2 separate regions of the Homo sapiens genome follow, and region 2 is linked to region 1. Evidence: read pairs that join two places in POLR2A ChIA-PET (ENCODE). Cell type or tissue: PC-3. All regions are shown on one strand. Each heading gives the region's core, and the rest is flanking DNA. Links, peaks and the distances in the headings are about the cores only.

Region 1 (7,364 bases), core at 4,020-6,519:
GAAGGAGACTGGAAGGAGGGACAAGGAGGAGCTGCAGAGGTAGGTGTCTTGGGGGCGGTGGGGGACTGAGCCAGAAGCATCACTGGACTCTCAGGACTCATCTTTCCTTAGGTTTTTTTAAATTAATAGACTTTATTTTTTAGAGCAGTTTTAGGTTTGCAGCAAAACTGAGTGGAAAGTACAAAGAGTTCCCATGTACCCCTGTCCCCACCCACATACAACCTCCCCCGCCATGGACATCCTGCAGTGGTACATTTGTTACAACTGATAAACCTACACTGACTCATCATCATCACCAAAAGGCCACAGTTCACAATGGGGTTCACTATTGGTGTTCTACATTCTATGGGGGTTTGTTGCTGTTTTTGAGACGGAGTTGTGCCCTGTCACCCAGGCTGGAGTGCAATGGCGTGGTCTCAGCTCACTGCAACCTCTGTTCACCTCCTGGGTTCGAGCAATTCTCCTGCCTCAGCCTCCCAAGTAGCTGGGACTACAGGCACCCGCCACCATGCCCATCTAATTTTTGTATTTTTGTAGAGACGGGGTTTCACCATGTTGGCCAGGCTGGTCTTGAACTCCTGACTCTAGGTGATCCACCCGCCTTGGCCTCCCAAAGTGCTGGGATTACAGACGCGAGCCACCACACCCGGCCCGTTCTATGGGTTTTGATTGTAGTATGATACAGAGTCGTTTCATTGCCCTAAAAATTCTGTGCTCTACCTGGCCCCTCCAACTCCTGTCAACAACTGGTCCTTTTACTGTTGCCACTGTTTTGCTTTTTCCAGAATGATTTGGAATCATACGGTATGCAGTTTGTTTGGGTTGGCTTCTTTCACCTGGTAATACATGTTTAAGGTTCCTCCTGTCTTTTCCTGGCTTGATAGCGCATTTATTTTTAGTGGTGAATACTATTGCATTGTCTGGGTGTATCACTGTTTATTTATCCATTCACCTACGGAAGGACATCCGGGTTGCCGCCAAGTTTTGGCAATTATGAATAAAGCTGCCATAAACATCCATGTGCAGGTTTTTGTGTGGATATGAGTTTTCAAAACATTTGGATAAATACCAAGGAGCACGATTGCTGGATCATGTGATAAGGGTGCGTTTAGTTTTGTAAGAAACTGCCAAACTCTCTTCCAGATTGGCTGCACCATTTTGCATTCCCACCAGCGATTAATCAGTTCCTATTGTTCCACATCCTCACCAGCATTTGGTGGTGGTGGTAGTGTTTTGGATTTTGGTATCTGAATAGCTGCATAATAGTATCTCATTGTTTTAATTTGCAATTTGCTGATAAGATATGATGTTGAACATTTTTTCATATGCTTACTTTCATTTGTATATATTCTTTGGTGAGGTGCTTGTTTAGATTAGATTTTTTTTTTTTTTTTTTTTTTTTAGACAAGGCTTCATTCTATCACCCAGGCAGAGTGCAGTGGCTCGATCATGGCTAATTGCAGCCTTGAACTCCTGGGCTCAAGTGATCCTCCTGTCTCAGCTTCCCAAAAAGCTGGGACTAAAGGTGTGCACCACCATGCCTGGCTAAGCTTTTTATTTTTTGTAGAGATGGGATCTTTCTATGTTGCCCAGGCTGATCTCAAACTCCTGGCCTCAAGTGATCCTCCCACCTCAGCTTCCCAAAGTGCTGGGATTAAAGATGTAAGCCACCACACTTGGCTTTGCCCATTTTTTTTTAAATCGGGCTGTTCATTTTCTTACTGTTGAGGGGTTTTATTTTTTTGTTTTTTTGAGACAAGTTCTTTCTCCATCACCCAGGCTGGAGTACAATGGTGCCATCATGGCTCACTGCAGCCTTGAACTTCTAGGCTCAAGCAATCCTCCCTCCTCGGCCATCCAAAGTGCCGGGATTACAGTCCTGAGCACCATGCCTGGCCTTACTGTTGAGTTTTAGGAGTAATTTGCAGAGGGCAGAAGACCAAGAGATCCGAGTCATCACAGAAAACAAACAGGTGACCAGGGCTGGAGGAGGGTCCTTTTCCCTCACCCAGGGTGGGGGGAATCACTGCCCTACCCCTTTCCCCAGAATCCCCTGCATAGAGGGCTGTGGTACAGCTTCCTATGGAGGATCCTGGGAGGAGGTGGAACTGTATACCCACAGGCCTGGTCCCAGGTCCCCTGGAGTCTGAGTACCTGAGTGGGCTGGGTCCCTCTGCCCTCTCTCCTTCCTGCCTCTGAGGCCTCCACAGCACCCTCAAAGGCTGCTCACATGAGATCCAGCAAAGGAGCAGGCTGGCAGGATGCAGAAAGGGAGGCTGCAGCTGCATACTGCCTGGCTGACCCAGATGGAGCCAGCAGCAGCCATGGCCACAAAGGCTGCACACACCATGAGGAGGGCAAGAGAAACCCAGGGCCTTGTGAAGCTGCCCATCCAGCCGAGTCAGGTCCAGATGCTGGGTCTCAGAGGTGAAGGCAGGGACCGGAGGCCAGGCCTCGGGTGCTGGGTTTGGGGTAAAGCCTGGCTAGCCCTGGCATTTCTATGCAACAGATGCAAAGACCTTTCCAACCTCTTTCTTTCTCCTGGGGCAGCTTGACAGGCAAGACACCCCAGCAGCTGGCAGGTGAGGGCCCCAGGACTGGGAGTAGAGAAGAAAATTAGGGGGTGCTCAGGGAAAAACTACAAAGGATTGCCTGCCCTGAAGCTGGGGTCACTGCAAGAAGCCAGTGTTTGCAACCATCCCTCCATGCTTGTCTGATTTGCTCATCTCTACAACCCTAGGGCTCACAGTCTTGTGTGTGTGTGTGTGTGTGTGTGTGTGTGTGTGTGTGTGTGTGTAGGAAAGGAAAAGAAAACTCAGTGGATTGGTAGATAGGTGAATGCAGGTATTTAGATGGATGGATAGATGGATGATGAACAGGATGGAAAAGAAGGGAGAAGGTAAAGAAGGAGAAAAAATGGGGGGAAAAATCTGAGTTCCCCTGCCTCATGGGGTCTAGGACCATAGGGGTAAAGGCAAAAGAAACTACAGCCCCAGTGCTCCCCCAAACAACATGTCCTGATATTGGCAAGGGCCCCTCAAAGCAGAATCACTTTATTCATCATCAACAATGGTCAGTGCCTACTACATGCCAGGCACCAGCAGGGCTCCAAGACACTGTAGCTTCAGAGCCAGACTGCCAGATGTGACCTTGGACATGAGTTTTGAATGTTTTTCAAACATGAGTTTTGGACATGAGGACTGGATGGGCACATAACATGTACCAACACACAACAGCCACTGCTACTCTTTATATTAAAAGTTATAGGCCAGGTGTGGAGGTTGATGTCTGTAATCCCAACAGTTTGGGAGGCCAAGGCGGGAGGATTACTTGAGCCCAGGACTTTGAGACCAGCCTGAGTAACATGGCGAAACCCCATCTCTACAACAAATTAAACAATAAGCCAGGCGTGGTGGCACGTACCTGTGATCCCAGCTACTCAGAAGGCTGAGGCGAGAGGATCGTTTGAGCCTTGGGAGGTTGAGGCTGCAGTGAGCCGAGATCTCGCCACTGCACTCCAGCCTGGGCAAAGAGTGAGACTCTGTCTCAAAAATAAATAAATAAATAAATAAAAATTTAAAACACCCAGGAGGGAGTTGGAATGAGCCAAGTCGTCAGTTCCACCTGAGTTAGAGTGGGCAGCTCTCAGGGTTCTTGTGTGGGTGGTTCGTCTTGCCACCTGTCCCCTCTACCCTCAGCCTTCCAGGATATCTTCAAACTCTTCAGCTCCAGCCCAACAGGCACCGTGGACATGCACAGCATGAAAGTTGCCCTGGGCAATGTGGGTATCCAGCTGAGTCCACAGGAGACGTTCGAGGCTCTGCGGCAGGCAGACTTGGATGGTGGGTGCCCCAACCCTGTCTTCTTGTCCCCTCCCACCTCCAGGCATTCTTTTAAAGAATGCCTCCCCTTCCCACAAAATCCTGGCCTGGTCCTATTTTAAAGTTCCCTCTTCCAGGAAGCCTGCCCTGACCAACACACCTATCTCATGGCCTGTAAACGTTGCTGCTGTGTTCATCCTAATCCTGATTTGGGAACCCCCAAGGCATGGGCCGTTTCTCCCCCATTGAAACTGGGGTCTGCCCTTGGCTAGAGGCAGGACTAGATTCTCTAACACCTGGAACTGCCAGCAGGCATGTGCAAGGCAGGCCTTCTGCAGGGGGCAGGCACCCACAGCACCCCCTCTCCTCTCTCCCCAGGTGATGGAATCGTAAGCTTCATTGACTTCCTGGGTGTCTTCGATGACAACCACCGCTTGGCTCAGTGCATGGGTGAGGGGCAAGGCTGGTGGAGGAGGGGTGGGCCTGGCTTAGGGGGTGCCCCCTCCTCACCCTCCTTCACCTTTTTTGCCCCCAAGCCGGGTGAGGAACAGCCAGCTCTGTACCCCCAGGGACTGCAGACCCTGTTCTTGGAAATGCTGTTCAAGCTGCTGGGCCGGGGCTTTGTGCCCTCCAAGTTGGCACGGGGGGTGATGAGGTGGGCACAACCATACCAGCTCCTGGGCCCACAATGGGAGGAGCAAACCCTGCCCCCCGCAGGGACCCCTGATATTCCTGCCCTAGAGACGGGAGCCCTGAATTCTGAGTCTGTTTCCTGGGCCCCAAGTCGCCCCAGGACAAAGACAAAGCAGCGGCTTCCGGCCCTGCTTTGGCTTCCGCACCTGTGAGACAGAGAGGGCTGGGAGTGTCTGAGGCGGCCGCCCCGCCTCTCTTCTCCAAGCTACTACTTCAAGAAGCAGCGGGCTCTGCGGCTCAGCCCAGGCTGCGGGGGTTGGGGGGCGCTCCCACGCGGGGCTCGCCTTCTGCCACGCGGCGCGCATCAGCGACCTCTCCAACTAGGAGCTGGCGCGCTCGCTGCACAAACTGCACGAAGTAGGTGCGTCCCCGACGGGGCGGGGGGCGCCGGGACCCGCGGGAGGGACCTCTCCCGGCCACTTACAACCCCCGCCCTCGCCTCCGACCCCCAGGACCCGTTCTGAGGACCGTCTCCTCCTCCACCTCCTCCCAGGCACCCGCCCCAGGTGCGCGCAGCCCGTACTCTCAGATTCCTAACCTGGAGGGGTTGGCGCTCCCGGAACGCAGGACACGAAGCCCAGCCCCGGGCCCCGGCTTCCGCCTGATCCAGCCCTACTAGCCCGGCCGCCCCAAGATCCCGCCCAGCCCGGGGCGTGTCTCGGCCTAGGTGAGAGCCGGCGGGCGGGGGAGGGACACGCAGTGAGGGGCGGGACAAGTGCCCGGAGGACAGACAGATGGGGCGACACTGGCTGGTGGAGGGGAGGGGCAGGCGAGGAGCGGGGGCAGGCCCGGAAGAAATGGGGACCCGGCAGGCGGTGACGGAGGCGGCACGCGCGGAGATGTAAGGCGAGGTCACTTATGGCGTCACTAAGTACTGGGTAGGGCGAAAGGAAAAGGGGCCAGATGCCCGGGTGGGAGGCAGGACTGGCGCAAATGGGGCGGGGCAGCCGGAAGGAGAACTGCTGCGGGGCTGGCCCGGCGTGTCTAACCCCAGCTGCCCGCTCGCCCCCTCCGGCCTCCCGCAGGGATACTGGGCCAGCCACGAAAGCCTCCGCCCCCTCGAAGCGGGCTCCCTCGCCGCCAACTCTAGTGAAGAAGCAGCCCTTCTCCCCGGCGCCCGCTGGTTTGCAGAGGCCTGCTATGAAGAGCTTGTGCAAGTAAAGCGTTTGCTGAGCGGAAACAGGCTGCGGGTGGCTGCGGCAGGCATGGAGCCGACGCGGATCTTTTGCAAACATCTTTATTAATCTCATATAAAAATAAGGTCCATGGACGGTCCTCGGGGCTGGGGCTTGCGGGGGCGAGGTGCACTTTATAAGTTACAGGCCAGGCTCCTGCTGAGGCTAAGTATGGCTATTTGGAGGGGGCTTTAGGGTGGGTGCTGCAAGCAGCATTTGGGGGAAGGGGCGGGCGATGCTGCCCTCTGTGGCCAAGAGGAGGATGCACCAGCCCGTTTGAGGCGGGCCACAGCGGAGGAGGGGCTGCCCGGCCAGCCGAGCTGAGGACCACCTTCCTTGAGCCTCAGCCTGTCCACGGCCCCACACCCCTGCAGAATCCACCTGCAGAAATAGCGGCTACAGCGAGAGGTCGGAGGTGACCTGCAGTGGGGGGCCCGGGGGACGCCGACGGGCACTGCGGCGGCCTGTGTCTGCGCGGATGTAGGGCTGGTTCCGCAGATCTGGCAGCCGAAGGAGACACATTTACCATTCAGGAGTCCGCCCAGAGCTGGGAGCATGGCTCCAGGGCACAAAGCTTAGCCTCCTAAGGACTCAGATTGTGTGCACATGGCAGGGGTACCGTTTATGTTTGCCAGACCCCTCCACCCCACAAATCACATCCCAGCCATCCACTGGCCCAGGAGAAGGCAGCATGCCTCAGTTCTCCCAAGGGTCCCAGGGGCTGTGGGCAGCGTGGTATCAGAGGCCAGGTCATCTGGGTACCTGAGGGGCTAGAGGGGCATCTCTTCTCCCAGGCTGGCCTCACAGAGGAGCCGGGATGTCCGCTTGCCGGTGCGGGCCGTGAAGGGCACCGTCTTGATCACTGAGTGGGGGTGGGGCAGGTGAAGGGGAGTAGAGAAAGGAAAAAGGAAAGAAAAACAGAAAAGGTAGCAAGAAGCAGTGTGGCAGCCAGTCCCCCAGAGGATAGCGCATTGGGTCAGAAGAAAGCATAGAAGGACAGACTGAGGATAAGACCAAGGCCTGGCCAAGCCCTTACCTGTGATGATGTCTTCAATGGCCCCATCACGGTCGCTCTCATAAATGAGTGGCTCCTTCTGCTGCCTCCGTTTCAGCTCAGAGATGAGGTCCATCTGTGGCCGCCGGGCCTTTGGCGGTGACTAGGGGGAATTTATAGCTCCAGCTCCAGGATGCCTCCCCATCACCAAAACCCTGGAATATCTGCCTGGTCCCCCACAGCAAGGACAGCTGGCTTGAGCAGAAAGAACCCTTTCCCATCCCAGGCTCCTGGGGCAGGGTCAGTCTGTAACAGTGAGGGTGTGGGGGTGGCACCAGAGGGTGATGAGATGCCATGCATCCCTGCAGCCCAGTACCAAGCCCAGGAGCAGTTGCCTACCTTGGGTGCTGGGGGCTCCCCTTTGCCCGGGGTATCAGCGCCTGCCTCCTGGGCAGCGGCTTCTTTTTTCCACTGTTCCACCTCCTGCTCAGCTTTCTGTGGGCCAAGGCAGTCTCCATGAGGGTGGCCCTCCCTACTGCCCTACCCACCCCCTAAACAGAAGCAGCCCCACCCCTCCGCTGCCCAGTAGAAAGGCTTCAGTGCCCTACAGGGCTCCCAGCCTGCCCCAGACCCGAATACCTTGTAGGCCTTAATGAAGCGGCTAAAGAGGGAGAAGAACAG
Region 2 (7,364 bases), core at 2,409-4,908, 170 kb before region 1:
AAAGAGAGAGAGAGAAAAGAGAAAAAACAATATTTGCCGTGTTTATTTTTATTTATTTATTGCTGATGAATTATAAATTCTAGACATCATATTTCACCCCTAAAAACTTCAGCATGAGGCTGGGCGCGGTGGCTCACGCCTGTAATCCCAGCACTTTGGGAGGCTGAGGTGGGCGGATCACGAGGTCAGGAGATTGAGACCATCCTGGCTAACACGGTGAAACCCCGTCTCTACTAAAAAAAAAAAAATACAAAAAAATTAGCTGGGCCTGGTGGCGTGCGCCTGTAGTCCCAGCTACTCGGGAAGCTGAGGCAGGAGAATGGCGTGAACCCGGGAGGCGGAGCCTGCAGTGAGCCGAGATCATGCCACTGCACTCCAGCCTGGGCGACAGAGCCAGACTCCGTCTCAAAAAAACAAAAAACAAACAAAAAAAAAAAACAAAAACTTCAGCATGCATCTCTGAAAAGTAAACACCCTACCATTATTATATCTGAGAAAATTAACAATAATTCCTTAGTGTCATCTATGACCTAAGCCATCGTCAGATTTCTGCCTTATCCTAAAACATCTCTCTCACAGCTGGTTTGTTTGGTTCAGGATCCCGTCCAAGTCCATGCCTTGTATCTGGCTGTCTCTTCAATCTCCCTTGAAGAGCCCTACCCTTTCTTTCTGCCTGGACATTGACTCATTGCCCTGCCTGCAAGGTGTCTATTTGCTTCCTTGCAGCAGTGTTTCCGTCTTCCTCTAACCTTGGTGTTACCTGAGAACTGGTAGGCAGGTCTGCAAGGCTTAGGCTGGTCGGATCAATGGGGCTCAGTGTCAGATGAGGCAAAGCCAGCAGGAGGCAAGGATGATTCTACCTTGAGTGACAGAGGTAGATGTCACTCAGATGCTAAGATCGGGGAAGGAGGAGGGAGAGGACAAATTTGATTTGGGGCACACGGTTTTCGACATGTACAAAGGACATCCAGATGGCAATGGGCTATGTGAGCCTGGAGACTGTGCTGCGAGTTGTTGATCTACAGCCGGTGGGGCTGGGCTCTCCCAAGGCGGTGGAGTGAGAAGCCAGGTGAGACACCAAGCATGAGGCCGTGGCAGAGGAGGTGGAGCCTGGGGCCCAATTGCTGAGCAGTAGCAAAGAAAAAGAAGGAAAACTAGGAGGCCTGGCCTGAGGAAGCCCAAGAAGGAGAGGATTTTAAAGAGCAAACACTGGAGAGAAGTCAGGCCAGAGGAGGACCAGATCTATCATCAAGGAAGTGGTAGAAGGCCTCTAAGCAGTGGGCTGATTGTCTAAGTGAGGGAACAGAGAAGTTGGCTCAAAAAGGAGGAAGGGAAAAAGGAATTAGTTGTTAAAAGGAGATGCAGAGCTGGGTCCAGGGAACAAAACTTTTTTTTTTTTTTTTTTTTTGAGATGGACTCTCTCTCTGTCACCCAGGCTAGAGAGCAATGGTGTGATCTCTACTCACTGCAACCTCTGGGGTTCAAGTGGTTCTCCTGCTTCAGCCTCCCAAGCAGCTGGGACTACAGGCAACTGCCACCACGCCTATTTTTTTTTTTTTTTTTTTTTTGGTATTTTTAGTAGAGATGGGGTTTCACCATGTTGGCCAGCTGGTCTTGAACTCCTGACCTCAAGCGATCCACCTGCTCAGCCTCCAAAGTGCTGGGATTTCAGGCGTGAGCCACTGTGCCCAGTCAACATTTTCTTTTTAAGATGGAGAGACCAATTGGGTGCAGTGGCTCAGGCCTGTAATCCCAGCACTTTGGGAGGCTGAGGTGGGAGGATTTCTTGAGCTCAGGAGATCAAGACCAGCCTGGACAACATAGTCAGACCCTGTCTCTAAAAAAAAAAAAAAAAAAATTAGCCGGGCGTGGTGGTGTGGGCCTGTACTGCCAGCTAGCCAGCTACCTGGGAGGCTGAGGCAGAAGGATTGCTTGAGTCCAAGAAGTCAAAGCTGCAGTGAACCATGATCGTGCCACTGCCCTCCAGCCTGGGTGACAGAGCAAGACGCTGTCTAAAAAAAAAAAAAACCAACATGGAGAGGCCTTGAGTTTGTTGAAATGAGAAAGGGACAAAGGTAGTCAGAAAGGAAGGGTTGGAAATTTGAGGTGAGGCCACTTCCGAGCAAGCGGGAGGCTATGGGGTCCTTCAGGACCGGGCTGAGGAGGTTGGCTTGGACGGCAGGCCCCTGTGCCTTCCACTGGGGGAGGGGGAAGGAATGGTGGGTGCAAACACAGATACGTTTGAGGGGGAGGGCAGAAGGTGATCATTCCTTGGTCTCATTTTCCCACCTCCCTAGTCTGGCTCATCCCTACAGCCTTCGCTGGCTGGGAGGTTCCCTCATGGACCATTTCTTTTTTTTTTTTTGAGATGGAGTCTCGCTCTGTCACCCAGGCTGGAGTGCAATGGTGCGATCTTGGTTCACTGTAACCTCTGCCTCCCAGGTTCAGGCAATTCTCTTGCCTCAGCCTCCCGAGTAGCTGGAATTACAGGCGCACGCCACCACGCCCAGCTAATTTTTGTATTTTTAGTAGAGACAAGGTTTCGCTATGTTGGCCAGGCTGGTCTGAAACTCCTGACCTCAAGTGATCCTCCTGCCTCGGCCTTCCAAAGTGCTGGGATTACAGGCCTGAGCCACCGCACCCAGCCCCTCATGGACCATTTCTGATCCCTCCTGGCCCCAGCAGCCCTGCTGGGTGTCTGCCAGCCTTACTTAGAGCACAAGCGTTGTGAGCCCTGAGGATGCCCCACCCCAGCTCCCACCCCGCCCTGGAGGAGCAGGCCAGGCAAGCAGCCCCATGAGGTCACCCAGAGGCTGGGGACAGAGTCCAGAGCCGAGGGCACCCAATCGAAACCCGAAGTCAGAAAAGCAGAAGTGCAGGCCTGCTTTCCCCCAATCCCCATGGGTGTGGGAACCCAAGGCCCGCTCAGTTCTTTCATAGAACCAGCCCTGTGACGGAGTAGGGTTGACAGCTCTGTTCTACACATGAAGAAACTGAGGCCCAGAAATTCAAGCAGCTGCTCAGCGAGAAGCTGAAGTAGAGTCTAGACAAGAGTCCAAGTCTCTGGTCTCCGGCTCCACTCTTTTTCCCTCTGAATCAATGGAAGCTTCTGCCCCAAGCCCAAGAAAAGGGTCTCACCTGAAACCGTTACATTTGGAATCTCACCCCACATCCATGCAATAAGATTACACTGAGTCAGCCGGGCTGCTCATGCCTGTAATCCCAGCATTTTGGGAGACCAAGGCGGCGGATCACTTGAGGTGAGGAGTTTGAGACCAGCCTGGCCAACACGATGAAACCCCATCTCTACTAAAAGTACAAAAATTAGCTGGGCATGGTGGCAGGCACCTGTAATCCTAGCTACTCAGGAAGCTGAGGCAGGAGAATCACTTGAGCCTGGGAGGCAGAGGTTGCAGTGAGCTGAGATCGAGCCACTGCACCCCAGCCTGGGTGACAGAGTGAGACTCCATTAAAAAAAAAAAAAAAAAAAAAAAAAAAAAAAAAAAAAGATTATACTGAGCCGTGGTGCCACACCTGGGAGGCACAGTCAAATCACCCAAGGAGGCTTAAAATTAAACACTTTCCCCAGGTCCCGGCCCAAACCACTTCCATCAGAATCTCAGAGGGCTGAGCTAGGCACAGTTCCCCAAAGCCTACTGAGGCCTGAGGCCCAGGATCCTGTGGGGTCACCCCCAGCTCCTCCGATCCTGCCCCTGGACATGTAGCTCTGGGCCAGGCCGGGATGGTTAAAGGGAGACCCAGTTTCTGTCCTGGAGAACATGTGTTTGGGGGAGGGACCTGTCGTGTGGACATGACTGAGCTCCTTGAGGCAAAGATCACCATTCCTTCTGGCTCTCCCTCCACCTGGCTTGGGTGGCACAGAGCAGACTCACTGAGTCAACAAAGGACACCATGTCCCCTCGCCAGCCCCTGAGCCAGTTCCTGGGCCAAGTCCTGGTTTGGAGGCGTTCATTTTGCCTCTAGCCCCAGAGGACTGGGTCTTCCTAGTGCACCTGCTCCTGCCCCAGCACTTCCTATGAGGGTTTGGGAGGGAAGAGTGAGGTCAGAGTGGGGAAAGGAGGGGTGTTGTGCAGCTGGTTTGTTCTAGAACCTCTCCTGACCCTCCCCCTTGTGCCTCTCAGAGGCATGAGGGTGTGGTGGAGGGAGGTGGACCCCTCTGGGGAGCCACTGTGGTCATCACCTCCTCTCACTGGGGGGAGGGAATCCGAGACAGGGCCTGAGAGCCAACTTCTGTGGCCAAGAGCAGGCAGGAACTGTGTGAGTTTGTTCACTCCCTATAGTTTGGGGCTGGAGCCCCCTGGGAGACCCCCATCATGGGGGCCCAGCTTCCTACTGGGGAAGAGAAGCAGGTGAGATGCCAGGTGAGTTGCTGGCTGCCCATTCTGCAGTCCCAGCCCTGACACTGACACTCCTGGCTCTGCCATAGGGAGTCCCTGCCCCCCATGCTACCTGCAGGGCAATGCTGAGGGCCTGAGTTCCACACCTGTCCTCTTCTCTCCCCTCTCCACCCAGCTCCTCCCTGGTGGCTCAGAGTTTCTGGCCTCTCTGGAATTTACAGAGGCTATTCCTGTCTCTGAGGCCTGGTTGCATAACCCTTGGTGACCTGTCATATGCACGCACACGTGTGTAGTGTGTGTGTGTGTGTGTGTGTGTGAGTCCTCATCCCTGGCCTCAGGGTGGGGACAGAGAGATGGGTCAGGTGTGTGATAAGCATGAGGCCTCCAGCCTTCTGTGATTCCTGCTGTCCTCCACCCTGATAGCGAGGAGGGGATTAGTCTACCCCTGGGGTCTGGGCTTCTGAGTCGGGTACAGGGGATGGGACACTGGTATGAGAGCTTTTGTGGGCAGAGCAGGGCATGGGGCCCAGTCTTGCTCCTAGTGTGATCTCTACAAGTGTCTCGTGCCCCACATTCACACTGTGCCTGGCTCTGCTTGGGGTCCTTGTCCCCAGCCCACAGTGGGTACAGGAGAAGAGGGGCTGAGAGACATGGCAGGGGAGAAAAAGAGATCCAGGGTGGGGGCCAGAGGAGGAAGAATGGGCCTAGAGTGGAAGGGTGGGGGTCAGAGCCTGACCAGGAAAGGAGGTGGACTTCAGCAGGGGTGGGCTGGTGGGCTTAGTGCTGCCTGGCCCTTAAGCCTGGGGAGGAAGCACTTCTAAGGGAGGAGGGAAGACAAGATGGACCCATGGGCTCAGAGGAGGGGCTGTAACTTCTTACTCAGGGCATGTGTCCACTGTGCGTGGCTGGGGTCTGTCATCCCCACACGAGGGGGTGAAGGGAAGAGAGGCCAGGAAGAAGATTTAACCTTCCTCCTGGAAGAAGCTGGTGCCTGGCCCTCTTCTCTGGGTCCTTAGAGAGGAGGGGACAGGCACGGGCATACTTGTACACGTATGTGGACACGCAAGTGAGAGTGGGCACATGTGGGCATGCAGGCGTGGGAGGGCATATGCATCTTGGTGACCGAGTCTGGAGGAGACAGACCCAGGTGGTCAGGCGGGCAGATAGTGATGTGGTCAGAATCCTTCCTGTCCTCCTCGGGGCTGGCACAGTCCAGATGCCAGCTCCCTGTGATATCACATCTGCCCAGACCCCTTCCTCTTTGGGAACTCTTCCCCTCCCCCCCACAAGCTTCCTCTTTCCCATTACACCCTCCCTGGGCCTAGAGGGAGTGGACAACCACTCATTGTCCTGTTTCCGCCCCAGGAGCCACTCCAGGCCAGCCCAGGCCCCCAGCACTCAGCGCCCCCTCTGCCCACCCTGTCTGTGCAAGCGCGCCCCTCCCCCACAGGCTCAGCCGTGATTCTCTCTGTGCAGTTCATGCTGTGGCTGGGTCTGGCCGTGATCTTCCTCTGTGCAGCCCACACCATGGCTATGTCTGGGCCTCGGATGCGGCTCACTGGTCATTAGAGCACTGAGTGGGGCAGCCAGCAGTGTTTCTAGAAGCATAAAAATACCCTCAACCTGAGGCCCCTCCACCCCACCCGCCCCAACTCAGGCAGCACTTCCGCAGCCCTGACAGGAAATGGGCTGGAGTCTCAGCCTCCCGCCATCTCGGCAACTTCTTGTTTCCCTGTTGCCCTGTGCCAGCACTGGGGTAGTGCCCCTGGGCTCTACCCCCAAAACCTTCCCAGGGCTCTGTCCCGGCAGTTCAGAGGGGCCAGGATGGTGGACATAATCGCCAAAGTGACCAGGAGGCAGAGTCGAGCCTTGCCGGCACAGGTAGGGGATGCTGGGGTCAAGGGGTGCCCGGTGGGCCTCTACCACAAGCCCTGTTAGGAGCTGGGTGAGCTGGGGCTTAGAGCAGGGAGCCTCTTGGAAGTTGGGGCTCATACTTCCTTTTCTCTTTCCTTCTCGGAGGCCCTGCCCATCCAAGAGGTGGTCAGCTTGGGGCAAGAGTGGCAGGGCTGCCACCTGCTTGTGGACAGGGGAGGGAACTGGAGATAAGGGGTGAACCACTGTAAGGCAGTACCAGGGGGCTGGGCAGCCTGGAGCCTGAGAGCCAGGTCCCTCTTGGCTCCTCCTCTGGCCTGAGGTCGGAAGGCCACTTCTTGTCTCTAGGATGCGACCCAAGAGCCATTGATCCCGTAGTCAGGCCCCTGCTTATGAGCTGCATCTGGGTCTTGTCTGGGCCTCCATGAACAGGAGCAAGGAGGAGGGTAGGGGTGGCAGGCGCCTGTAACTCCTTGAAGGCCAGAGGATGTGGAGGGCGTGACTGCACCTGGCCCCAGGAGCTGGTTAGAACCCAGCTGAGGCTCTGCCAGGAGAGGAGAGCATCTCTATCTCAGCACTGTGCAGGGTCTGCCGAGAGTTCCAGAGTTTGAAGGGGCCTGAAGGACACTGCAGTTCAACACCCACCACAGGGCTATGGCTTCCCTAACAGGGAGTAGACTCTGCTCAGTCACCTCCAGTGAGGGCCCCTCACTACCTCCAGAAGCAGCCTGTGTCTCTGGCAGCCCTAGTCCTCAGAATGCTTCCTTCAGAGGAATGCTGCTGTGCCCCTGCAGCATGATACCCCATCTTCTCTTCCTTGTGACAGCCCTGTCATGCTGGGGACCTAAACTTCTACCTCCGAAATCTCCTCTGTACCTGCTGGGGACATTCCTTCGTGTGAGGACCCCATCAGCCTCACTGGCCTGGGACTCCTCGTGGACCCAGAGCCATGGCCCACAGCCTGCCAAGTAGAAATTCCTGCTCCAAAGAGCCTGTTCCTTATCAGCTCATCCACCCCTGGTGGAGCCTTTCAACTCCTGCCCCAGTGCGTTCAGCTGGGAGGATGGGAGGTGTGTCTGGTTCCTCTGCCTTCCTCTCCCCGCTGCTTCCATCCTGCCCTCCCCAGGAATCTCC

What was found. Peaks named below come from ENCODE experiments on the same cell type or tissue, not always from the same donor. Only the 100,000 strongest peaks of a DNase experiment are listed, where the experiment ranks them.
Region 2: POLR2A ChIA-PET joins it to region 1 with 25 read pairs; 4 of 35 experiments call an interaction of 5 or more read pairs at or near these places.

What each region holds. Positions count from the first base shown.
Region 1 is chr17:45,245,692-45,253,055 of GRCh38, reverse strand. It overlaps FMNL1 (formin like 1), which reads right to left. Exons shown (of 27, transcript NM_005892.4): 23 at 7,323-7,364; 24 at 7,083-7,178; 25 at 6,726-6,846; 26 at 6,452-6,551; 27 at 5,738-6,189. The coding sequence ends at 6,460. MAP3K14-AS1 (MAP3K14 antisense RNA 1) reads right to left here and starts at 5,131. Exons shown (of 4, transcript NR_110326.1): 1 at 5,053-5,131. It also overlaps the pseudogene EFCAB15P. RefSeq lists enhancers at 4,284-4,333, 5,584-5,653 and a silencer at 4,744-5,473. In PC-3, for the core only: CTCF peaks have their summits at 5,718 and 5,926; DNase peaks (open chromatin) are centred at 4,685 and 5,185; H3K4me3 peaks cover 2,500 bases; H3K27ac peaks cover 1,897 bases.
Region 2 is chr17:45,409,107-45,416,470 of GRCh38, reverse strand. The region is part of intron 4 of ARHGAP27 (Rho GTPase activating protein 27); the gene reads left to right. Among named protein-coding and RNA genes, the nearest start is that of ARHGAP27, 20 kb to the left of the region's middle. RefSeq lists a silencer at 4,315-4,502 and an enhancer at 4,345-4,845. In PC-3, for the core only: no CTCF peak of the experiment used is centred there; no DNase peak of the experiment used is centred there.